2 separate regions of the Mus musculus genome follow, and region 2 is linked to region 1. The links are chromatin loops, found by intact Hi-C in ENCODE. Cell type or tissue: gastrocnemius. All regions are shown on one strand. Links, peaks and the distances in the headings refer to the core of each region. The heading gives the core; the rest is flanking DNA.

What was found. Hi-C counts contacts between places; a loop is a spot of excess contacts. Peaks named below come from ENCODE experiments on the same cell type or tissue, not always from the same donor. Only the 100,000 strongest peaks of a DNase experiment are listed, where the experiment ranks them.
Region 2: a loop joins it to region 1, with 3 times the contacts of the local background. A loop is called at or near these places in 2 of 42 quality-filtered maps.

What each region holds. Positions count from the first base shown.
Region 1 is chr3:66,230,324-66,243,032 of GRCm38, forward strand. The region is part of intron 4 of Veph1 (ventricular zone expressed PH domain-containing 1); the gene reads right to left. Among named protein-coding and RNA genes, the nearest start is that of Ptx3, 17 kb to the left of the region's middle. In gastrocnemius, for the core only: a CTCF peak has its summit at 6,342; a DNase peak (open chromatin) is centred at 6,348.
Region 2 is chr3:66,115,330-66,128,038 of GRCm38, forward strand. It overlaps Veph1 (ventricular zone expressed PH domain-containing 1), which reads right to left. Exons shown (of 14, transcript NM_145820.3): 10 at 10,500-10,639; 11 at 6,258-6,392. Among named protein-coding and RNA genes, the nearest start is that of Ptx3, 98 kb to the right of the region's middle. In gastrocnemius, for the core only: a CTCF peak has its summit at 5,617 (motif pointing right); no DNase peak of the experiment used is centred there.

The DNA of each region.
Region 1 (12,709 bases), core at 2,516-10,515:
TGTCCATTGGTGAAAGTGGTGTGTTGAAGTCTCCCACTATTATTGTGTGAGGTGCAATGTGTGCTTTGAGCTTTACTAAAGTTTCTTTAGTGAATGTGGCTGCTCTTGTATTTGGAGCATAGATATTCAGAATTGAGAGTTCCTCTTGGAGGATTTTACCTTTGATGAGAATGAAGTGTCCCTCCTTGTCTTTTTTGATGACTTTGGGTTGGAAGTCAATCTTATCAGATATTAGGATGGCTACTCCTGCTTGTTTCTTCATACCATTTGCTTGGAAAATTGTTTTCCAGCCTTTCATTCTGAGGTAGTGTCTATCTTTTTCTCTGAGATGGGTTTCCTGTAAGCAGCAAAATGTTGGGTCTTGTTTGTGTAGCCAGTTTGTTAGTCTATGTCTTTTTATTGGCGAGTTGAGACCATTGATGTTAAGAGATATTAAGGAAAAGTAATTGTTGCTTCCTGTTATTTTAGTTGTTAAAGGTGGCATTCTGTTCTTGTGGCTGTCTTCTTTTAGGTTTGTTGAGGGATTACCTTCTTGTTTTTTCTAGGGCGTTGTTCCCGTTCTTGTATTGGTTTTTTTCTGTTATTATCCTTTGAAGGGCTGGATTCGTGGAGAGATAATGCGTGAATTTGGTTTTGTCGTGGAATACTTTGGTTTCTCCCTCTATGATAATTGAGAGTTTGGCTGGGTATAGTAGCCTGGGCTGCAGTTTGTGTTCTCTTAGTGTCTGTATAACATCTGTCCAGGCTCTTCTGGCTTTCATAGTCTCTGGTGAAAAATCTGGTGTAATTCTGATAGGCTTGCCTTTATATGTTACTTGACCTTTTTCCCTTACTGCTTTTAGTATTCTATCTTTATTTAGTGCATTTGATGTTCTGATTATTATGTGTCGGGAGGAATTTCTTTTCTGGTCCAGTCTATTTGGAGTTCTGTAGGCTTCTTGTATGTTCATATGCATCTCATTCTTTAGATTTGGGAAGTTTTCTTCAATAATTTTGTTGAAGATGTTTGCTGGACCTTTGAGTTGAAAATCTTCATTCTCATCCACTCCTATTATCCGTACGTTTGGTCTTCTTATTGTGTCCTGGATTTCCTGGATATTTTGAGTTAGGATCTTTTTGCATTTTCCATTTTCTTTGATTGTTGTGCCGATGTTCTCTATGGAATCTTCTGCACCTGAGATTCTCTCTTCCATCTCTTGTATTCTGTTGCTGATGCTCAAATCTATGGTTCCAGATTTCTTTCCTAGGGTTTCTATCTCTAGTGTTGCCTCGCTTTGAGTTTTCTTTATTGTGTCTACTTCCCTTTTTAGGTCTAGTATGGTTTTGTTCATTTCCATCACCTGTTTGTATGTTTTTTCCTCTTTTTCTGTAAGGACTTCTACCTGTTTGATTGTGTTTTCCTGTTTTTCTTTAAGGACTTGTAACTCTTTAGCAGTGTTCTCCTGTATTTCTTTAAGTGATTTATTAAAGTCCTTCTTGATGTCCTCTACCATCATCATGAGATATGCTTTTAAATCTAGGTCTAGGTTCTCAGGTGTGTTGGGGTTCCCTGGACTGGGCGAAGTGGGTGTGCTGGGTTCTGGTGATGGTGAGTGGTCTTGGTTCCTGTTAGTAAGATTCCTCCGTTTACCTTTCGCCATCTGGTAATCTCTGGAGTTAGTAGTTATAGTTGACTCTGTTTAGATATTGTTCTTCTGGTGATTCTGTTACCGTCTATCAGCAGACCTGGGAGACAGATTCTCTCCTCTGAGTTTCAGTGCTCAGAGCACTCTCTGCTGGCAAGCTCTCTTACAGGGAAGGTGCGCAGATATCTTGTATTTGGACCTTCTCCTGGCCGAAGAAGAAGGCCCAAAACAGGACCTTTCTCAGACACTGTGTTGCTTTGGCAGTTCCCAGGTGGTACAGACTCTCACCTAAGCAGACTAAATTCCTAAGTTCCTTGGAGTCCCGGGACCAAGATGGCGACCGCTGCTGCTGTGGCTTAGGCCGCCTCCCCTGCCGGGTGGGCACCTGTCCTCCGGTCCGGAAGGTGGCCGGCTGTCCTCGGCCCACACAGGGTGCTGCCTCAGCGCCTCTGTGCTTCTGCCTGTTCCAGAAGCTGTCAGGTTCTCTGGCGCACCCTCTCACCTGTTCAGACTAATTTCCTAAGTTCGGCGGGTCTCGGACCAAGATGGCGACCGCTGCTGCTGTGGCTTAGGCCGCCTCCCCAGCCGGACGGGCACCTGTCCTCCGGTCCGGACGGTGGCTGGCTGTCCCCGGCCCACAAAGGGTGCTGCCTCAGCGCCTCTGTGCTTCCGCCTGTTCCAGAAGCTGTCAGGTTCTCTGGCGCACCCTCTCACCTGTTCAGACTAATTCCCTAAGTTCGGCGGGTCCCGGACCAAGATGGCGACCGCTGCTGCTGTGGCTTAGGCCGCCTCCCCAGCCGGGCGGGCACCTGTCCTCCGGTCCGGACGGTGGCCGGCTGTCCCCGGCCCACACAGGGTGCTGCCTCAGCGCCTCTGTGCTTCTGCCTGTTCCAGAAGCTGTCAGGTTCTCTGGCGCACCCTCTCACCTGTTCAGACTAATTTCCTAAGTTCGGCGGGTCTCGGACCAAGATGGCGACCGCTGCTGCTGTGGCTTAGGCCGCCTCCCCAGCCGGACGGGCACCTGTCCTCCGGTCCGGACGGTGGCTGGCTGTCCCCGGCCCACACAGGGTGCTGCCTCAGCGCCTCTGTGCTTCTGCCTGTTCCAGAAGCTGTCAGGTTCTCTGGCGCACCCTCTCACCTGTTCAGACTAATTTCCTAAGTTCGGCGGGTCTCGGACCAAGATGGCGACTGCTGCTGCTGTGGCTTAGGCCGCCTCCCCAGCCGGGTGGGCACCTGTCCTCCGGTCCGGAAGGTGGCCGGCTGTCCCCGGCCCACAAAGGGTGCTGCCTCAGCGCCTCTGTGCTTCCGCCTGTTCCAGAAGCTGTCAGGTTCTCTGGCGCACCCTCTCACCTGTTCAGACTAATTCCCTAAGTTCGGCGGGTCCCGGACCAAGATCGTTTTATGTAAATTAAGATCTTGTGCACTCATAGATCTTCTAGGGTATGTGTGATCAGTTGGATATGCATGGTAGGACTGTCAGAGGGCTAAGAATCTGGACAAGAAGCAAGGCCTATCCATCTTCTTCTTAGTAATGGAGAGGCCAGAGAACCCTGCACATTCAGGAGTTTGGGTAAAATCCCCACCAATCTCGTCTTGAGGATTCTATGCAAAGAATCCCAGAAGCCTGTGAAGTTGCTATAGAAGTGCGGTAGAATCACAGTGAGCATGTATCCTCCTAAATAGATAGCCAAAGAACCATGGGAACTTCCTACTCATGAGGTAGGCCCATGGGTAAATCTGTAACTGTCCAGCTGAGGTTCCTAGACATTTGCTTTGATCTACTCAGTAAGCGAAAGGAACATGGATCTAGTGTCTTCCAGAAATAAAGCACCGCAGATCTACTATGTTTGGAGGATGTTCACAGAATGTGTACAGCTTCATCCTACTTTTGAAATCTACAAAGTCAGGCCTATGAGTCTGTAACGAAATTACTTAGTTACGAGCTGATACATAGCCCAGTCTTCCACGCTTAGGAATTATACAACTCAACATTTCTGATGCATTGGCCCCATGCTAAGTTCTTATGTAGCTCTTCTCTACGTTGATTGGATTCTCATCTGGAAGAAATACTAGACCCAGCCTTAGAGAGTTAGGTATGCTTTCGCTCTCTTTACATCTGCCTACACGAAATAGAGCTGTTTGAATACCTCAGAAGACACGAGACAAGATTAGTACAAATGCATATGCTGACAATATTCACTGTACATTGTACTGGCAACTCTAATATGTATGATTAGTACAGTGACATTTTGTGTACACAAGCTAAGCACAGCTGATGATTTCCTAGTTTGCTATAGTAAATTTGGCCTTGAAGTATTAATTATCCTATAGTTAGAGTATTTGACTAGTAACTATCTATCATGGGTTGGCATTGATAGAGACCAAATTAACTGATTGAGGGCAATGAAGAAACAAATAGAAGAAAATAAAGTCATCATTGGGTTATAAATACAGATATTTCATGAGCTACTGCAGTAAGTCTGGATGGATAGATAGCCTCCTAGGTCTTGTGATTCTTCCTTATCTCAATTGTTCCTCTTTTCTGATGTGAGAGAGTTCTAGTGTTAGTGGTACACACAGTCATTAAGAAGACATCAATGTTTTTCAGTGTTACTTTGCCAAGCTCTGCTCACTGATGAACTATTGTGGTCTATGTGATTTCTCTGCCTTTCTATTCTGTGTGTGTTTTGAATGCAATAACAATGGCTGGAAGTTCAGCTGTCATATTACAGCATGAGATTTAAAGCAATCACAGTAGCAGCCTAGGTGTCTGGTGACCATGAAACCACACTGGCTTCCTTTCTCCTTCACTTCTTTGAGATGAGAGAAAAATACAACTCTAAGTTTTAAAATCCATTATTGTCAGTTGCAATCTCAAGTTATTAGAAAGGAAAAAAACCCTTAAAAACAGACAAAGCATTTTACTTTTTTCAAAACATCCAGTGTGCATATGAAAAAACATATTTTACAAATTCCCAGGAAGCTAACTGAAAACCTAACAGTACTTAAGGAGTTTTAGAATGTACTGGTATCACCAAGAAGACATAGGCAATGTGTGGAGCTGAGACAAATTATCCCTTGGTTTAGCCCCATGGCACATAGTTTTATTCTCCATGATGCCATTGAGAGCATTATCACATGATGGCTAAGTAGAATAATGGTACAACATAAATCCTGTCATTAGGATGAAAATGTATGCATTATTAACATATAATACTGTCTATAAGGTTAATATCTATTGGTATAATGTAGGGTGACTAAGTTTCCTGATTTTTCTGGGCCTGTTCTGGCCTTATTAAAACTACCATGTCCCTGGGCAAACTAGGACAGCTGGTCACTCTAGTGTGTATTTATGTATGATTAGTAGGGAGACATTAGTGTACATGAACAAAGCACAGTTGATGTTTTCCTTGCCTATTACAGTCGCAATTGGCCTTTAAGTATTAATTACTTTATATTTAGAACATTTAATTATTAGGTGTCTATCATGGGATGTCAGAGCTTAATTTTATAGTTTGGTGCTTAATTGAGTTCACAGTAGTGGCAATTAGATTGACAAATAATAAGATCTTATGATTTTTTATTTATTTTATTCTCTAATCATATATTAGGAAGCTCTATTTTTTTTGAAAAATATTCCAGGACATAATATATTTCTGAAATTGTCCTTTAGCCAGTTAAGAGGCAGCATGGCTAAGCGTAAAAGCCTTAAACAAAAGCAATAGTGTATATTGACTTGTATTATTCTCGGGTTCTATGACTATGAAGGCACTAGGTTACTGATCCTTGTGGCTCCATCAAGCTGAAGAGCAGAAGAAAGTTGCAGGCCCTCAGGGCAGAAATCCAGTGTTTAAACTCTGGCACCACCAAGTACTGGCTTACCAATGAGCAGGTACGCTCAACTAATCGCAAGTAATCCTCACGCGTCTTAAATTATCTAACAAAACAAAACCCCTCCTCAAACACAGATGTTTAGAGTTGATATTGTACATAAAAGTATTTTCTGGTTCATCCAATCACTTTTGAAATAAGACATTTCTTAAAATATTTTATCACATCCTTCTCATGTGCTAAAACATCGATAAGCAAGGGAACAAAAAAGATCACAAAGGGATGAGTCGATGAGCCTGAGGATTGTTGTGTTGTAAGATCAGCAGGCTTTGCTGACAGGAGCCTGATATAGCTGTCTCCTGTGAGGCTCTGCCAATGCCTGGCAAATACAGAAGTGGATGCTCACAGTCATCCATTGCACAGAGCTCAAGGTCCCCAATGAAGGAGCTAGAGAAAGTACCCAGGGAGCTGAAGGGGACTGAAGCCCCATAGGAGGAACATCAATATGAACTAATCAGTACTCCCAGAGCTCCTTGGAACTATACCACCAATTAAAGAAAACACATGGTGGAACTTGTGGCTCTAGCTATATATATAGCAGAGAATGGCTTTGCCGGTCATCATTGGGAGGAGAGGCCCTTGGCCCTGTGTAGGCTTGATGCCCCAGTATAGGGGAATGCCAGGACCAGGAATGGGAGTGGGTGGGTTGGGGAGCAGGGGGAGGGGGGAAGGGATAGGGGCTCTTTGGAGGGGAAACTAGGAAAGGAGATTACATTTGAAATGTAAATAAAGAAAATATCTAATAAAAATTAAAAAAAGATCAGCAGGCTTTTAAGAAGAGACAGGCTGGCAGGTTTTCTTTACCTCACAGCATCATCTGCTGGTGAGTCTATGAAGGTGCAGAGTGACAGGCATCAGCTCCGAGCAAGCCAGCCACTTGGCCACTCGGAAGTCCTTTTCTCTCCATTTCTGGAACCACGATTGGAAAGACTTCTTACCATGTTATATTAAATCTTTTACTCCTCATGCATCCTCAGGCAGGATATTTGTAATAGGATTTCAATTCAAAGAATGAAACTTTACTCTTTCCATAGTAAAAATCAGTAATGTAAAATTAGTAGTGCTTCCTTACTCTGTCAAAAAGAAAGCTACAAAGAATAGTAATAACAAAGAAGCACAGAATAGCTTCCCTTACATTTAAACTTCGACTAGAAGAGTTGTGTGTGATGACTTGGGTCACTAGGATAAAAATGTATGTGTGACATAGAATAGTATCTCTATGGTTCCTGTTACTGCCTGTGTGAAGAAGGGATTGCAGTGTTCCCCTGTGTGTGAGGTAGTAAAACTTGGAACTTTTTAGAAGCAATAATCACCTCATAGATTTTACATATGTGTGTGTGTTTGTGTATACACACGTTGTGTGCAGTGCACCTATGTGCGTGTCTAGAGGCTAGAGAAGGGCATCAGGTGTTTTCTTTGGTCACTCTCTGTCTTTTTTCCCTTTGGTGAGGTGTCATCTCTGTGTGACTCTGAAGCTTACATTTATTAATTTATCCTGCTAGGCTTGCATCCACCAAGCCTCGAAGATTCTCCCTCCTGTCCCTGCTTCACACACTCCTGGTGTGTGAAAGAAGACGGTCGGCTTGTTATATGAGTTCTGGGATGTAAAATCAGGTCTTGTGGCTCCCAGGCTACACAGCAAGCACTCTTAACCACTGAGCCATCTCTCCAGCACCTGCTGCGGATGCTGTGCATCTCTCTGGGGATTATGAAATTCAGTGAATGGATAAGGTTCTGCCTGCAGTATTTTAATATGAAATTAGCACACTGCAGATACTCAATTAGAAGTGGGACTGATGGTACTGGTGACAGGAAGAAACACAGTTATCAGCGGGCTGAATATGGTGCAGAGTGTAGGTATTTTGTCTAGTTAAGCGTCATCGGCCGTGTGCGGTAAGTAAAATTACTGCCATGACATGTGATGAGTCAGCTTTCTCCGTTGTTTTTTGGTTTTGTTTTCAGACAGCTCACAATTTAATAGTTTGAATTTTGTTTCACATAGAGAAAGAAATGAGGTAGATTTATCATAATTAACTGGACAGTCTTTTCCAGCTCATTGCCAGCAAGTCAGAAAAGAATGTGTACTCTTGCTGGGACAACAGTGTATTTTCTCAAAGATTTTCTACTTAAATTTCAAATCATTTAAGGTCATCTTGTGGCTTGTGCAAGAGGACCGTATAAAAATTCTGTGGACGGAGAAGTGCGTTTCCGTCCTGACCTCTGATTCAGAGAGGCAGAGGCAAGGACAGTGTTGCATGCAGGTTTAATATCAGGGACAGGCACAGTGTCACATAGTTACAAGTCAATTATTTGCAAAGATTCACAAATAACCAGGTGAAGTTGAAGACTCTCTCATTTTGTAGGCCTTTTATGATATTGTCAGCTTCATGGGAGAAAGATATGGCAACTCACACTACACTGAGCCCAGGGTGCATTTCTGTTCCCTGATACAAGCAGCATGATCCATCGTCACACGGCAAAGAATGAGTCTGGAGAATTACTCAGGAGCATGGGCAACCTCTCTGACATTACATGATATAAAATTAAACATGGAGCAACTTGGGCAGAAAATAAATTCACCACCCAGTGACACCCTTGGTTTAGTTTTTAATCCAAGGGCCTTGTGTTAAGTGTTTCTCTTTCATTATTATAATTTTAATCTAGGTTTAATTTTGTAGATATCCTTTGTTAGAATAAGGGTGTTACTAACTACTAATTAGACACTAGAAAAAGCTAGAGTTTCACATTTTGAATTTAGGTCTTTATTTTGTCTGAAGTTAATATCTGTATGTCTTGATGTGGACAGTTATTTTGCACCATTTACTGAGTAGTATGGTCTTCTCCATTGAGAAGATTTCCCACCACATACTGGATTTCCACATTGCTTGGTTTGTGCTCGCTCTCTCTAACACAACATGATCTTTCTCTTTTCTCGGCACTACTAATGCTGCAGTCATTGCTCTGACGCCACAGTCAAGTTCTCCTTTGTTAGAGTTCCTTGAGCTCTCTGACTCACTTTATCTGACTCTTAAATTTTAAAAATCAGTTTGTCACATTTCATCAGAGGTTCCATCAGTATTTTATTAAAATTTCACTAAATTCACTGAAAAAAATTTATCTTTGCTACACTGTCTTCCCATTCATGAAGATGGTATAGCACCCCACACCTTTGTACTTTATTTGACTACTTCAAAATGATTTGTAACTTTATCATTAAGTTATTTATATAGTTTTCTAGGTGTTGTATATAAATCATTATATATAATATTTTTCATTCCTGTATGATTGTGTATGAGTATTATAATTTAATTTGAGGTCTAGGCTAGGCTCTCCAGTGCCATAATAAATAGAAATGAAACAGTAACATCTTCGTCTCTTTCTTGGATTTAAAGGCAGGCTTCTACTCACTCGCTATCAAATGTCCTCTTAATCAGGTAAGGAAGTTCTCAACATTTTCTAGTTTGATTTGTAATCCTATAAGACATGTTTACCCACATCATAATCCTCCTCCTGCTCAGGTGTTTACTGTTGGGTAATTCAAATAGGAAACTATTTTGTATTCCTGGGACAAATCCAACTGGGTCATTATGCACTTTATAAAATGGGTTAGCAACAGTTCCTCAGCCACAGAATACTTGGAGGAACAGTATGAGTCAATAGGAAAGCTCTAGTCGGCACTCAGGAAATGTTACATAGTTTCCTCCAAGCCTTGCTAGAGTGTTTTCCTTATGTGTTTATTCCTGCTGTGAACATCTATGCCCGTGACTAAGATGAATGTCTGTTTTCCTTTCTGATAATGCCCCATGTCTGGTGTTGGTTTGTGGATATACCAGACTTGCAGAATTAGATGGAACATATACTTCCTTATCAATTATCTGGAAAATTAAGATAAGATTCTAATCATCTACTCATTGTATTATTTGTTAACACTTTCCAACAGAGCTGTCAAGACAGAGTTTTTCCTGGTGGCAGAATTAAAGACATTAGTGTAACTGACTTGCTGCTATTCAATTTTGCTCGTCCTTAGCATCCAATCATTCAACACTCTCCACCTTTAATTCTTCTTCCAAAAAGAGGATCTTTTTACAGTTCTTCTTCTTCTTATGAAAATTCATTAGATATGAAAATAAGAAAAAAGTTGCAAAGCTTGGCTTGGGATTATTCAAACATTTTCCTTTAGGGGTAAATATACAATCCCATTTCATATGATTTCTCATAATTGAATTATAAATATAGGAGGAGGAATTTGATTTGCAAAATAATATAATTTTGAAAAACAGAATCAATGAACTGTTATGAGCCAAGTCTAAATAAGGGTAGACAGCACCAGCAACCAAGGCCTTGGACCTCATATGCTCAACCATTGAGTTGGAGTTTTAAAGACAATAGTGGCATTGTCCAAGAAATTTATAATTGATAAGAACTTTGGAATAACTGCGGACACATTGAAATGCAAGTCTTGGCCTGGAAAAGCATTGAGCTGAATCCCATGGGAGAGAAAACAGTAAGTTAAACTGTAAGTACTATGTAAAGCTTAAAAGATCAATTTAAAACCAAAGAAATTACTGAATATATAAAATAACTTTTTTTTTTAAGAAAACTTTTGGAGACAGTAGCCGAAGATGAGATCAGTAGAAATTAAAGACTCAATTGTGTGGCTAGCTGGCTCAAAGGTTGCATTAAGCTTCTAAACAGGGAGGGACATTCATCAAGTTCTCATGGAGACAGACCTTACATATTATGATCAGCCATGAACTACACACTGCATAGTGTGCTGACAAGAAAACCAGAATTCAGTCCACAGGGAAGGGACCAGAGTGCATCTTGCAAAGTGACTCAGAATTAGGTAATCTTTGGCTGAGTCACAGTGAGCTAACAGAGAACCTGCTTGTTATGACTGGAGAAGGAAACAGCTGTGAGAAATGATACTCCATCTTTGAAAGCTCATCACACCAAAGAGGCTCAAGAGGAAGGCTTTGGCTAAAAGCAAAAGGCCACAAGAAGAAAACATCTATGTCATGATATGAACCAAATATTCCAGCAATATGTGGGTTTGCCCAAGAACACTCCAGCTCTCCTGGCACTAAAGGTACACAAATATATGCAGGCTGTTGTGATTGTTACCATCAGCATCTTAGCTAATATTTATCTAACTAAGCTGTTAGATAAATGCCATTGTCTGAATATCTCAGTTTATACATAAAAATGCAAGCACAACCAATATGCAGGGGAGCTGGGACTGCATAGTAGAGGTGGCTCTGGGGTGAAGTGTCAGGGTTCTAGTCAGCTGCTCATGTACAAAATGACAAAGTGGAGATTGGTGGCTTCCACGTAATCCCTGTTCATTCACACAGCTGCCTGCACATCCTCTGAGACCCACTACATCCTAACTCCACACTCATGTGGTTCTGCTGCAGCCCACGGCCATTTCCTTTCTTTTCTGATCTCAACAGACAACTAATATACACTATTTGCCTGCAAACAGGATGCATCAGTTCCGAACCAGGTTGCCAGAGTTGGCCTGGAAACAAAAAATGTGATTGGATACAGACTTTGTGTAATTGGTTTTCATAATGATGTGAACTGGATGGCGTGAAGGCCCATGCTTCAGGACATAAAATAAAGCATAATAAAGCATAATAAAGCATAATAAAGCGATACACCAGAAAGGTGCAGAGCTGCAACTTTTGGGACCACCACTGAGGCCTGAGGCAGGTCAACGGGAAATCTGATCTACTCATGGACTTCCAGTCACGGGCCAACAAAGAGTTGCACCTCTTCTTTCTCTCTACACTCCCCACCCCATCGTCTTCCTTTTAATTTCTCTCTTCTTCCTCCTCTTTTTCATCCTCACCATCCTCCTTTTTTTCCTTCATCCTCCTCTTCTTCCCCTTTATGTTTCTCCCCACTTCCTTTTCCTTTTCTTTTCTCCTCCCTTCTTTGTCTTCTTCCATCTCCTCTTTTCCTCCTCCTCTTCCTGTCTCCTTCTCCCTCCTTTTCTTTATCCTCTCCATCATGTCACATATATCAAGGTCTTCTGTTACTTAAGGTGTTACTGTCCAGTACAATGGGATAATAGGATTTCTGCTTTGCAGGTCTCACAAGTAACCCTGATCTAGTTAGCACAAATGGATTGATACAATGTTTGTCATGACCGTTGTCTGATTTTATTGCTTTAATGTTATTGTAAGTATTGTCATGGAACAGATGACTACAAACCTTTTCATGAGAGTAGAAGTCCTTGAGAATGAAGAAGAGGATACCACAGATCAAAGAAGACAGTCTAACGGTGAGAAGAAACTACAGGTAGTGAAGAAAGACACACCAAGGAGCTCATTGAAGCTGCTCACGGGGAGTATCATCTAAAGACTTGGAGAGCAAAGAACTCATTTCTCAAAATCTCTTCTGCTCTACAACTCACATGATCTGTGGGAGAGGTTTTATAGTCCTGCCAGTCCTCAAAGTCAAAACCCTGGACTGTGAAGGCCCAGTCATGCACAGGTCAAGTTACCATTGATTTTATGGCCATTTTCATAATGCCGGATCAAATAAACCAAGTCATTTGTTTATTTCAGATGCTTGCAGTGAATTTAGAGTTTATTTTGTGTATCAAAGATCTCTTTGTCATTGAAATAACATGTCAAAAGCCCTGAAAGCATGAGCTAATCTCCTGGCAGCTGGAAAAAGAGAATTCATTTTTATATAATTCTACAGACCACGCGGCTGCTTCCTATAGTTTTAAAATGCTTGGCGTACCTGTAATTTTTATGAAATTTGTTTTCAGAAAATGTTTGCAAGGTGGCAAAAATGAAAGCATAATTGTTTTTCTGGGCTTGCAGCAAATTTAATCACACATGAAGTAAAGTTAGCAATTTTACTCCGAAGCCAAAGGAAATTAGGAACAAAAGCACTAGCTAATATTATTAATGGCAAATCTTTCTAGGCGAGCACAGGCTGAGTGACAAACACAACCATCCCTGGTGCTCAGGCATATCTGGGTGTCTGGCAGACAGTGAGCTAGACAGGCCAGAAGTCTAGGGTGACACTGAGGGACCCCCCCAAGTATCAGGAGCATCTGATACTTGAGCTTCAGGTAGAGACAACATCCTGGTCCTTGGCAGGCAGTAGGCATTCTGAGAATGGAGTTGGGTAAGACAGGGTGTGTGGAAAGCTGGGGTGGAACAGGGCCTATG
Region 2 (12,709 bases), core at 1,915-9,914, 120 kb before region 1:
CTATGTTCCTTATAGATTAATTGTTGTCATTAAATGTATCTTCTTACTGAATTTTTATGCCTAGGTTATTCTTGATCTTAAATCAGATAACTTTATGATCCTTATATTAAGTTCTAAAAATTAAATTGTCTTGCATTTTTCTGTACACATGGTCTGTTTGTTCAGAAATTTTCTCTGTGAATCATCACCTTTCTTCTCTCTCTCTCTCTTCCTTCCTTCCTTCCTCTCTCTCTCTCTTTCTTTTTCTTTCTTTCTTAGATATTTTCTTTATTTACATTTCAAATGTTCTCCCCTTTCCTGGTTTCCCCTCCGAAAACCCCCTATCCCATCTCCCGTTCCCCTGCTCACCAACCCACCACTCCTGCTTCCCTGCCCTGGCATTCCCCTACACCGGAGTATTAAGCCTTCACAGGACCAAGGGTCTCTCCTCCCATTGATGTTCAACAATGTCATCCTCTGCTACATATGCAGCTGGAGCCATTGGTCACTCCAACTCTTTGGTTGGTGCACCCCTGTTTTTCTATAGCTTCTTTTGTGTTAATCCCTACAGCTCTTTCTTGGTTGCCTTGTCTTCCTATTAGAAAGAAACCTCAGTAGAAGGATAAATGCTGAGAATGATAATAGCTATATTGAGGTTTCAAAAGCCCACATCATTCTCTCTCTCTCTCTCTCTCTCTCTCTCTCTCTCTCTCTCTCTCTCTCTCTCTCTCTCTCTCTCTCTCCTACTTGTGGATAAGGATATAAGTTCTCAGCTGCTGCTCCAGTGTGATGTCTGCCTGCCTGCTTGATGCCATGCACTTTACCATGATGGCCAGGGACTTTAACTCTCTGGAACTTTAAGCCCTCATAAACTCTTTCTTCTACAAGTTGCATTGGTTATGGTCTAGAGTAACTAAGACACAGACAGTAACATTTGATACAAATGTGTGATTAATAAAAGCTTGAATCTTATTCAAATTTTAATGCCATGAATATCTAGAGATAATATTTTTTCATTTGAGCTAGTGAACATATGCATTATACAAATAATACTAACTTTCATAGTTTTGCAACTTTATAATACTATATAACGATGTAACACTTTAACTCTGTGAGATTGGTTTGAATTTACAAGTGATAAATGCATTGAATTTTATGTCAAAATTGATGGAAATAAGGAGAGTGCTCTCTGACAATGATAATCTCTTAAATTACAAAACTATAAGAGATAGAGATTATCCTTGAAAATTCATCTTTGTATCTCCACTCTGAATCTTGGCAGATTTGAATTGTGTTGTATGGGGGAGAGTGACAGAGATGGGAATGGGGCTGGGGCTGGGGCTGGGGCTGGAGAAGGGGAAAGGGATAGGGACAGGGATAGAGATGGGGATAGACTGAGGAGAGGATGACAGGAGGAGTGAGGGAGTGAGGGAGAGAGGTTGGAAGAGAGGTTGGGAGAGAGAGAGAGAGAGAGAGAGAGAGAGAGAGAGAGAGAGAGAGAGAGAGAGAGACTGGGACATAGAAACAAAGCCCCAATGAAGGGCAAAGGCAGGTTTTGAACCTGATCATACTATTCAGGTATGTGCAGGAAGGAAGGTAAGCTATGCTGCTCTAACCAATAGGAAACTTCGGTTTTCAACAGAACAAAAGGCTGGGTGTTTCTCATGCAGCATAAGTGATGGGATTAGCTATCTTTGAGAGCTGGACTCTTCCATGTGGGAGCTCATAATTCCAGGCTCTTTCCACCTTCTATCAACCCAGTATCAGCAATTGCTTTACTCACCATGGTAGAAGACAAAAACGAAGATATGCAACATTAACTTTTAAAGTCTAAAACAGGAGCAGAAATGTCTCAAAGCTGAGCCTTGTGTCAAGATGCTGGGGAATTTGATGCTGTCCCTGCCCAGATGAGAGAAGAGCCAGGTGCATTGGTGGCAGCCGGAAGTCACCATGGTGTGCTGTCTAGCCCCAGTTCTGACACTGACTTTCAACAGGCCCCCTTGCCTCCGTTTTTAACGAATGAATATGACAGTATTTGTTTACTCAATGGATGCCTATTGTCTGGGCCAAATACTGTATGACCATAGAAATAAAATGGTAAATTTGAGGAAAACTCTATCTTTAGATATTTGCTGTAGTCTCAGGCTCCTGGTAAGGATAATGTGTACTTTATCATACACGGTCTTAATTTAATGAACCTTAGTGACAGATTTCAGCTCTAAAATTCCAAGTTTCTATCTTAAAATACTACAGTCACATTTTAGGTTCTCAAGTATTTGCTTAATGTGTCTTCTCTGGGGAACGGGCTTCTCATGAGAGCCTAAATTCTCTAGATTGAAGTTAAAGGTCAGAAGCAGAGAGACAAATGTTATCATTTCCATATCACTGTGTGTGTGTGTGTGTGTGTGTGTGTGTGTGCATGTCTATACATGTGAGTACTGTGTGCATGTGATATATGTGTAAATAAAGAAGTTACTGAACAAGTCTCAGCTATTTTGAATTTAATATGGAGAAATCTTCATAAAAGATGATAGCAAGCAAATATGATTGAAAAATTTTGGAACAGACTTCTTTGCCACACTGTGGACATTCCAGATACTCTTCTATTCTCATGAATAAACCAAATTACGAAACTTAGAACATTTTCAAAAATTGGCTTTACAGTTAGCTACCTTTCCCCTAGAGGAATATTTATTGGCATGAAGTAGGAATATGAATTACAGTAATAACAACACAACTGGTTGCCAAGTTATTTATTTAATCTCTTAGATCTCGGAGTTGGTGCCAAGTTTTAATTTTCTCCTTGTCTCCAGCTGAAATAGCTAATGATTAAAAATTTTTATAAGATTTTTATGCATTGTCTTTAAGCATAATGTAACAGTTGAAAAATTGAGTAAAATATGCAAAGAATTCCATTCACTTCCTGTGGATGTGATTGCGGGATTTCCTTTTTGTTTCAATATCAAGTGTCAAATTCTTAAACCAAAGTCAAAGTCTGATGAAACGGAAGTTAAGTATTTCTCTGTTGTCAATAGACTCATGAATAAGAATTCTGAAGAGTTACATATCTCATCCTGTTCTTATTCTTCACCTAAGAGGCATTTTCACAATGTAACAGGCTTTGATCAACTTACCACTTGCTTGTACTTCCTTATTGTGCACATAAGTTGTGTGCGTGTGTGCACATGTTTGTGCACACATAAGCAAAGGACAGAGGAGGACATTGATGCCTTCCTTTCTTGGTTTTTGTCTCATTCCCCTGTGACAGGTTCCCTCATTCAACCAAAACCTCACTGTTTCCACTAGGCTGGGCTGGCCTGCAAGTTCTTAGGAGCTGTTTCCTGCCCCACCCAGGTCGCAGTGCTGGAGTTACAGGCACTTGTAGCCACGTCTTTTAAAAGGGGCTTGGGATTTGAACTTAGGCCTACTTGCAGATCAAGAGCCCTAACCCAACAAGACATCTAAACCCTTGCCTGTACTTTGAGTTTACTTAATATTGACATGCTTATTTTCCTTTCTCAAAAGCAAAACAGGTGGAGGGAGAGAAGAATAAATGTTGGTCAGGTGGTACCAAGTTAGAGCTACACAAGAGGAGACACAGGGCTCTGTTGTGCAGTTCAGTGACTATAAATAGTGACAATGTATATATACTTCAAAGAGCTATAGTAAGAAGGTTTAAATTTTTTTCACAAAGAAATGCTAAATGTTTGAGATTGAGTTATTTACCTGATTTGAATATTATACAAGATATATATGTATTTAAACATCCCATAATATTCCACAAAGGGTACAATTTTTATGAGAAAAATCAGTTAAACGGGGTCAGAGACTATGATCAAATGTGTCAGAACCTCTGGATTTCCTACTTGGCATACAGATATGGCTTATTTCAGAAAGCTGGCAATGGTCAGAGAAGCTTTCTGTGGCCCTCTGTATTTGCTACCTGCATTGTGTCTTGCATGGTCCAGTCTACTCCAAAATCCATTATCTACAGCCACACTTTTCTTTGTGAGGACCACACTAAAATTTTAGCTTCCAAAATACACAAACATGGATTCTTCCTATTCAGTTTCCTGTAGCAACAAAATGCCCGAGCTTGAGACATTTGCAGAATTTTGTTTCTTATAGTCCCATAAGCCAGCATATCTAAGACAAGGCACTGGAGACTGTGTTATGTGGTAAGAGCTTGGTCTCTGCTTCCAATACACACGGGACCCTGCCTCCTCTGTCCATGGCAGAAGGCAGAGAAGAATTTTGTAAAAACATATAGAATATCAATAAGTGACATAAATATTACTTATTTACATACAGTACCCATCACCTCTACAGAGCCCTTGATGGCATTTGTAAGGGTTTTGCCCCATGACTTAATTCTTTTTTTTTTCCATTTTTTATTAGGTATTTAGCTCATTTACATTTCCAATGCTATACCAAAAGTCCCCCATATCCACCCACCCCCACTCCCCTGCCCACCCACTCCCCCTTTTTGGCCCTGGTGTTCCCCTGTACTGGGGCATATAAAGTTTGCAAGTCCAATGGGCCTCTCTTTCCAGTGATGGCCGACTAGGCCATCTTTTGATATATATGCAGCTAGAGTCAAGAGCTCCGGGGTACTGGTTAGTTCATAATGTTGTTTCACCTGTAGGGTTGCAGATCCCTTTAGCTCCTTGGCTACTTTCTCTAGCTCCTCCATTGGGAGCCCTATGATCCATCCATTAGCTGACTGTGAGCATCCACTTCTGTGTTTGCTAGGCCCCGGCATAGTCTCACAAGAGACAGCTACATCTGGGTCCTTTCAATAAAATCTTGCTAGTGTATGCAATGGTGTCAGCGTTTGGATGCTGATTATGGGGTGGATCCCTGGATATGGCAGTCTCTACATGGTCCATCCTTTCATCTCAGCTCCAAACTTTGTCTCTGTAACTCCTTCCATGGGTGTTTTGTTCCCAAATCTAAGGAGGGGCATAGTGTCCACACTTCAGTCTATGTCCCACTCCTTCATTCTATCATATAGCACATTAAATAGGGTCAATGACATTCGGAAATTTGAAAAGCATCATACTACCTTCAAACACGGCCCCATCATTAACCCCAAGGTAGTCCAGCCTTTCAAGGCTGGTTTCTGTCTTTGGTCAGGTTTTCAGTAATCGTTCCCTGGTCCACACAGCCCACGGTTTTTCTCACAGGAAACTTTGAGCTCGCCAGAGTCCCTGTACCATACTTTCCCTGTATCAAGGAGCCTGGTCTATTTTACCCTTTGACCTTTTTCTGCTGCAGCTGCCTGCTGAGGTGGTCTCGGGCTACCATGGGTGGTGGGGGTTGTCAGGTAAGGGGCGGGATGCTACTGCTTCTTGGGCCTCAGATTATATTTTTCTGCCCCTATAGAGCCTTGTCACCCTAACTATACTTCTCTGCCACTCAACTCATCTTCACTTTCTTGCTTAGTGGTGACTGCTGAAGACAGAAAGATGGACTGTGAAGGAAAGAAGGGAAAAGCATCAAAGGACCCAGAACCAGGCTTCCTGCTGCTCTTTTAAAACTCTTGAGTTTTCTCTAAAACAAAACATTACTTATTTGTTTAATGTGCATGTTAGTGCCTGTATATAGGTATGCCTGTGTACCATTCTTGAGCCTGATGCCCATAGAGGCCAGAAGAGGGCATCAGATCCTCTAGGAGTGGAGTTAGAATTATGAGCTGCCATATGGGTGCTGGGAGTTAACCCGAGTCCTCTGGAAGAGCAGCTAGTGTTCTTTACCTCTGTGGCATCTCTCCAGCCCCTGTGTGAGATGTATTGACTCCATTATCATGCTTGTGGCATTATGTAGTCTGAGAGAACTATATTTCATCAGTTTGTGTGCCTAAAGGATAGTTGCCTTGTTTACCAATGCCACTGTATGTTGACTTCAGTATGGTACCACAGATAAGTTATCTACTACTACTACTGCTACTACTGCTGCTGCTGCTGCTACCACCACCACCACCACCACCACCACCACCACCATCACCACCACTACTACTACTGTTGACACAAGATTGTACCATGTTTCCCAGCTTAGCTTTGAACTTGGAATCCTTCTGCTCTAGCTTCCTGAGGCTAGGATTACAGGTATGCACAGAAGATGAAATTCCAAATGTAATTAATTAGTAAGTATTTTCTGATAATATGTGAAGGGAGAAAAAGAAAGGACACTTGAACTGTTAAGACAAAATGCAAATCACTTAAAAGCAATATTAAATCTTGGTTTAACATAATATGTGTGAGAAGAAAAGCATTTACCTTCTGCTGTGGAAAGGTGGACTCTGTCATGGCGACTTCAAAGCTGTGCGCTCCCGTGTCCTGCGTTTTCTCCCATAGGGCTTTGAGGAACTGCACAGACCCACTCTGAATGGACAGGGGCTCAGGAAACAGGCTCTGAATGGGCATATGGATGGAGATACCGCATTACCTCTCGGCCCAGTGATACAATCTAATGAATCCCAAGATACTACATGGGCCTGCTTTGAACATTCACATGATGTAACTTCAAGTGATACAACAGAAATCTATACTAAAGAACAAATATATGATTAGCTCACACTTCTGAGTTTCTAAGAGAAATTTTAAAGTAATAAAAGTTTATATTCTTGCCTATATAAACATACAGTCTTTTTTAAAAAATATTTTTTATTAGGCATTTTCTTCATTTACATTTCCAATGCTATCCCAAAAGTCCCCCATACCCTCCCCCCCACTCCCCTACTCACCCTCTCCCACTTTTTGGCCCTGGCGTTCCCATGTACTGGGGCATATAAAGTTCCCAATAACATTACTTAGTTGGAAAGGGGTAAATATAGATATTCATATTTACTTTTTCAAGGATCTGAGAATGAAGGCATACAATGAAGATCAGGGTTCAAAAGATTCTATTTATATACAGAGTGAATTATGAAAAATAGAGCTCAAACAAAGAGTTTATTCTCTAGTTATGTAATGTGAACATTCTGAGTGAGTATGAGACAGCATTCTTCATCCTAAAATGTGAAATGTGTGACTATTCTTACAGCTTTAACTTCTTTTCATTGTCAGTGAGAGATTACATTTAGATAGAATTCATCACAGCCAATGAGAGCCAGCTTTTTAATGGGCATGCTAAGCTTGCTTACATATTTACTAATCTGTGATGTGACTGGTAACTCCTGATATGTTAGAATGTCCCATGTACAGATATGAGAAGCCAAATCAATTTAAAAGAAGAATTTTCTAAAAACATATAGAATATCAATGAGTGACATAAATATCATTTATTTACATACAATATCATACATGCTATTCTTTATTATGAAGTAAGATATAATAGTGAGATTGGCTTATAAATCATTTTTTCATGACAATGACTGAGGCTTTCTAGACAGTCTGTATGCACAGGCTTCTACTTAGTGAGTGCAAAATACTAATTATTTTTCTAGGAAAATCTTATGATTGTCATAAAATGAGTGAGTGGCCACTTGTGCTAATTGGGAAAAGTAGAGAATCATGAACCTCAAGTTAGTGACTGACAGATTTTAAAAGTTCATGAGACAGTGACAGTTGTCGTTAAATTTGTGCACATACTCTTGAATTTTCTAATTATTATCAGAGTCATTCAGTACATGACACTTTGTTTCAAGAAGAGCAGGAGTTGATTTAATGAATCATTAATCCAAAAAGGAACAGTTCTCTGAGTCTGTGAAGTCCATGTGGGAAGCTGACGTGGCAGTGAGTGTTGGCCAAGCACACAAGGCCAGTGATAGGTTTGTAATTATCAAATAAGTGAAAGTTTGTTATGGCTTTGTTCCCAAGCCAGGATGTATCCAGACTGCATAATATCATAGATGTGGACAAAGAGGGACAAAGCATTACAGTAAGATAAACTAAAAGAAAACTTTACAAAGAGACACTTCCTGGTGATTTTCATTAAAAAGGAGGGAAAAGAATCACACAGATTGAAAGAGTGAAAAAAACAAAACAAAACAAAACAAAACAAAACAAAACAAAACAAAACAAAAAAAACCAAAACGTTTTCTTGGTGTGCTTTCAGAAAGTCAAGAACAAAGCCAAAGATGGAGTCAAATAAAAAAAATCTCTTGAAAAGAATGAGTGGAAAATGATTATTATTATTCTAAGGAAAAAAGAATGTTATTTTTATGTTTATATGCAATTTGGCTCACACCAAAGTCTGAGCTGTTCCTTGCAAGATGTTATTAAGTGTTCTTAAGAAAGCATACTGCTGTAAAAATCGGCAGATTCTACAGCCTTTCTTAATTACTGTAGTTATATTTTATGATTATGAAGCAGTCAGCACTACATTTCATTGTTTCCCCCAATAAGCCCAACTTCATAAAAAAATAGAGTACTCAGCTGTTGACTTTAAAATTCTATTTAATTGGGATTTTTCTTTGCTTAGATATTTTGTTTGAAAATTTCATGTAAGCATATGAAGTGTTCTGATCAAGTACACTCTCCCTCCCCCCTCTGTGCTTCCTCTTTCATTCTCCCACTGCGATTCCTTCCCAGTTTCATGTGTTCTTCCTTCACTTTTCAAGCCTAGTGACTCTGCTACGTGCTACCAGTATATACACAGGTATTTCACTATCTTTTAGAGCAGGGGTAGCTTCTCAGGAGCTGCATCCTAGAGAAGCCAACTGACCCTCTTGAGTCATTCATCAGTTTCCAGCAGCTTTTCAGTTAGGGTTGGGGCTTCATGACCGTCTCCATCCTCTGTTCTCTGATTTTGTCTTGGTATTCTACCCTCCCTTCCATGATGATTCTTGTCTTGGGAGGGAGTATGATATAAATGTTGCATTTAGGGCTGAGCATCCCAGGCTTCTATGCTTTATGTGTTGATCAATTATGGATCTCTGTGTTGTTAGTTGCCATGTACTGAAGAAAGAAACTTCTTTGGTAAGGGTTGGCAGATACTATTCTATTGGTACAACAATAAATCATTGAGAGTTAGTTTAATGCTATGTCCATTTAGCAGAAAAATAGTACTGTGGTCTAGCTATCCGTAGGTTCTTGGCTCTGTTAAAGATGCAGGCATGAACTCCATCTTGTGAAATATTCCTTAAATCTAATCAAAAAATGTTTGGATACTTCTATATGTGTGCCACTATTACATCAGTGTGCATCTTTCCAGGCCAGTAACTGAAGCTTGCAGAAATTACAGCTGTATAAAGTGGATAATTGCATTTCCCTGGTAGCATGTATACTGTCTTTCAGTACTATAAAAACTAATCAGTAGGGATGAAGCTTCCAACCTGGTATCAGCTTGATTCCTTTATATTCTTTGATTCAAGTATATGGTGTCTTCAGCAACAGAGCCTAGCAATAGAGCTCTAGAGGGTAAACATAAGCAATGACGATAGCCCATAGTGTTTAGAGGTCTTTGAGAACTCACTGGTCAACAGTTTGAAAAGAGGAAACCTTTATTGGGCACTGGGTTCTTTGTTCGATAGCCTATGATGTCTACTAAAGGCACTGTCTACCCGTAATTTTAAGTATTTTATTAAATTAAAAATGTTATGTTATTATGTGTATATGTGTGTTTATGGGCATGTGCATGCTATGCTATACAGGTGTGCATGTCAGAGACTAGTTGCAGGAGTTGGTCTTCTCCTTCCATGCAGATCCAATGAATTAAACTCAGGTCACCAGAGCCATCCCACTGTCCCTGGTGACTTTTGTAGGTGCTATTACAGAGATTATTTTATTAACCAAAGCAATTTTATGATCCTATTACTTGGCCTATTTTTCAAGCCTATTACAACACTCACACCCTGCATTTTCCACTTCTGCCCACCCTTCTCTTACCTACAAATATTTCCCAGTTTGTTTTCAAAACACAGGCAACAGCAAAAAGATTACTGTATTGGAGATCTGATAATATGAGTTCTGCCCTACAGTTTCCTTAGTCAATGAAAATGGAGTTTAAGATCTCTTCTAATATTGACATTTTATAATCTATATTTGTATTTTAAGTGCAAATTTAATGCTTTTAATAAGTATTTTTAAATAAAAATCTCTTTTCATGTTGACAGTTTGCCATAAAATTCCCCATCATTAAGTTGAAAGTTTTCCTTTGTGTGGTTTTTTTCATGTACATATATTCACTAGACAAAAGTGGATTTCAGACTTTTAGCAATGTCAAAAATGATATGTTCACACTGAAGTTAATTGAATTTTAGAATAAGATAGATAAAGGCAAACTCTACAGATGGTAGGTATCCTCCCACATAAGCTGCCTTTACTAATGTTTAACACAAAGTAGTTTCTCTTTTCTTTCCTTGTTTCTTTCTTTTTTGTTTTGCTTTTTTACTTCAGTGCTGGGAATTGAACCTAGCACTCCCAAGATGCAGGTAAATGCTTTACTGTGGTGCTCAACCCTTCTCCCTCGCCCATAATACCACTTTTGGCTAAAGGATTAGTAATTCAACAAAAGTGATCATAACCTCACACCATAGCCACTCATCCAGGAGCCCGATGAGCATGAATTATACACACCTGTTGGGAGAGAAACATGACCTGGATCCACGGCTGGGGTGCTTGGCTGACAAGGATGAAGCTGGACTTGCTGTATAGGCAGTAATGGCCCTTTAAAGAACAGGTAAAGAACAGCTTTGCCACGCAACTTCTCATAGTATCTAGAAACAACACAGCGTTGAACGTGAGTTCTACTTCATGATCCAACACACAAGATAATGGTTATGCAAAACACATATCAGTTCCTTTAGGACCCATTTTTGATTTTCTCAAGAAATGAGCTAATGACTCCAAACAACTCTGTATTTGGGAGTGGATGCATTTCATGGAAGGTATGTATTTTAAAGATATGTAAATGTAAATATGTTTAAATGACTATTGTTTAGACAGGTTTTATTATTTCAACTTTTATCTTGTCTTAAGTAACATGCAGTGATGAAAAGATCAAGCAACTCCTAGAGAAACAAGACACCCAGTTGATACACAGGTCTTGTAAATAAACATGGATTAGATTTACCGTACTCTCATGGGGACTCTGTTTTATACCGGAACCAGAGGGTCTCAGATCACTTAAGATGATCGAAGCTCTAGAAGAGGAGCGCCTTACCCAGGAGCACCTTACCCAGGAGCATGCGCACTGGCTGCAAAAACAAGTCTGCTCTGGGCTCTTTCTGTTAATACTCCAGCAACTCGGTCTACTTCATTAGTCTCAGTTTTTCAGAGCCTATCAAGATTGGAAGTTTTTTCTATATTATTAAATTTTAGTTGTTGCTTTTTTCCTTTGTAATTTATCCCTGATGCATTATGGAATATTAAATAGTGGGCATGGAATAATTGAATGAAATGAAATGAAATGAAATGAAATGAATGAATGAATGAATGATTAATTAATATTGGACTCTAGGCTGAGAGTAGCTTAGAGGCCATGATGCTGTTATTAAGAAGCTTATATTCAAATGAGAGATACATTTGTAAACAATGGTCACAACTTGTTTTAAGTTCTTGAAAAAGTAGAATAGAGCTATGGTTGTTGAGAAAAATGAGTAAGGCATCCCAACTAGACCAAGGAAGGAGGGAAGTGCAAACCTCATAGAGCTTACTACAGCTTGCACCACAACTGGAAGACAAGGAGGGGATGGCATACTTGGGATATTGGGTACCATTCTCGTCCTAATGGAAGAAACCTGTGCACTGGCATGGAATACCTCTGCTCATGGAGAATAGCCTTCCACAGCACAGGGAGTCTACGCTGAGAGGGAGCTACAGTCCATACTGTGAGGGAGCTACAATTGTGCTATTGTTGCATGTGAGTGTTTATTGGTAATAAAAAAAGAAAGAAAATAAAATTGCTAACATTTTGAAGATTTGAATAAAAAAGCATGTTCTGATAGCTTGCCAGCTCTACCATTGTATGTTAATTTTACTGCCACAGAATGGGAACAGGTCTCCTCTCAGAGAAGTGGTTAATGGTACTCAAACCAGTTATGTGGTGTTGGATAACTTTCACCCCAATATTTTAGTATCTCCTTTTGTTATTTGGAGAATAGTAACATTATCTCATAGCATAGGACAAAGCATTTATTAGAGTACCTAGCTAGTAATCCTGCCTTACTTATTCTTTTGTGTCACTGTGGCCATAATGACTTAGAGAACAACATAAAAGAGAAAAGATTTACTTCAGCTTGCAGGCACTCTGTGTTAAAAGAAAGACTTTCAAATTTGTTTCCACTGGTGCCTGCAGTGGGTAAGGCATCTTACCAAGTCCTAAAACTTTCCAGAAGATACGTTTCCAACTGCACAGTTATAATTTGTGTGACTTCTGTTCAGTTGCATTGAGTTATTTACTTATAACCTCTCTGCTTGTGGCTACAGGCTCATTTTCTTTTCTAGACAAATGCATTTGAAAATATCCTCTCACTCCTAATTTTCACTGTAAATTAGCCTAACAGCAACCAGCAATAATCATGCTTCAACCTGAATGCTATATCTTTCCTCTACCCAGTTAGTTAGTCCACTATTTTAGAATTCAGAATTTCTCAAGATTATCAGATTGGTCACACTCCCAATAGAGACTTGCTCTTGTCTGAAGCATCATGAAGACTGGATTTATTGTCCACATTTCTTCTGACAGTCTTCTAAACTTGAACCAGAGTCACCCATTAAATTTTGCCAAAAGCCATTCTAGAACTTATCTAGCCTGTGTCTCCAACATTTTCCAGTTTTCCCCTTCA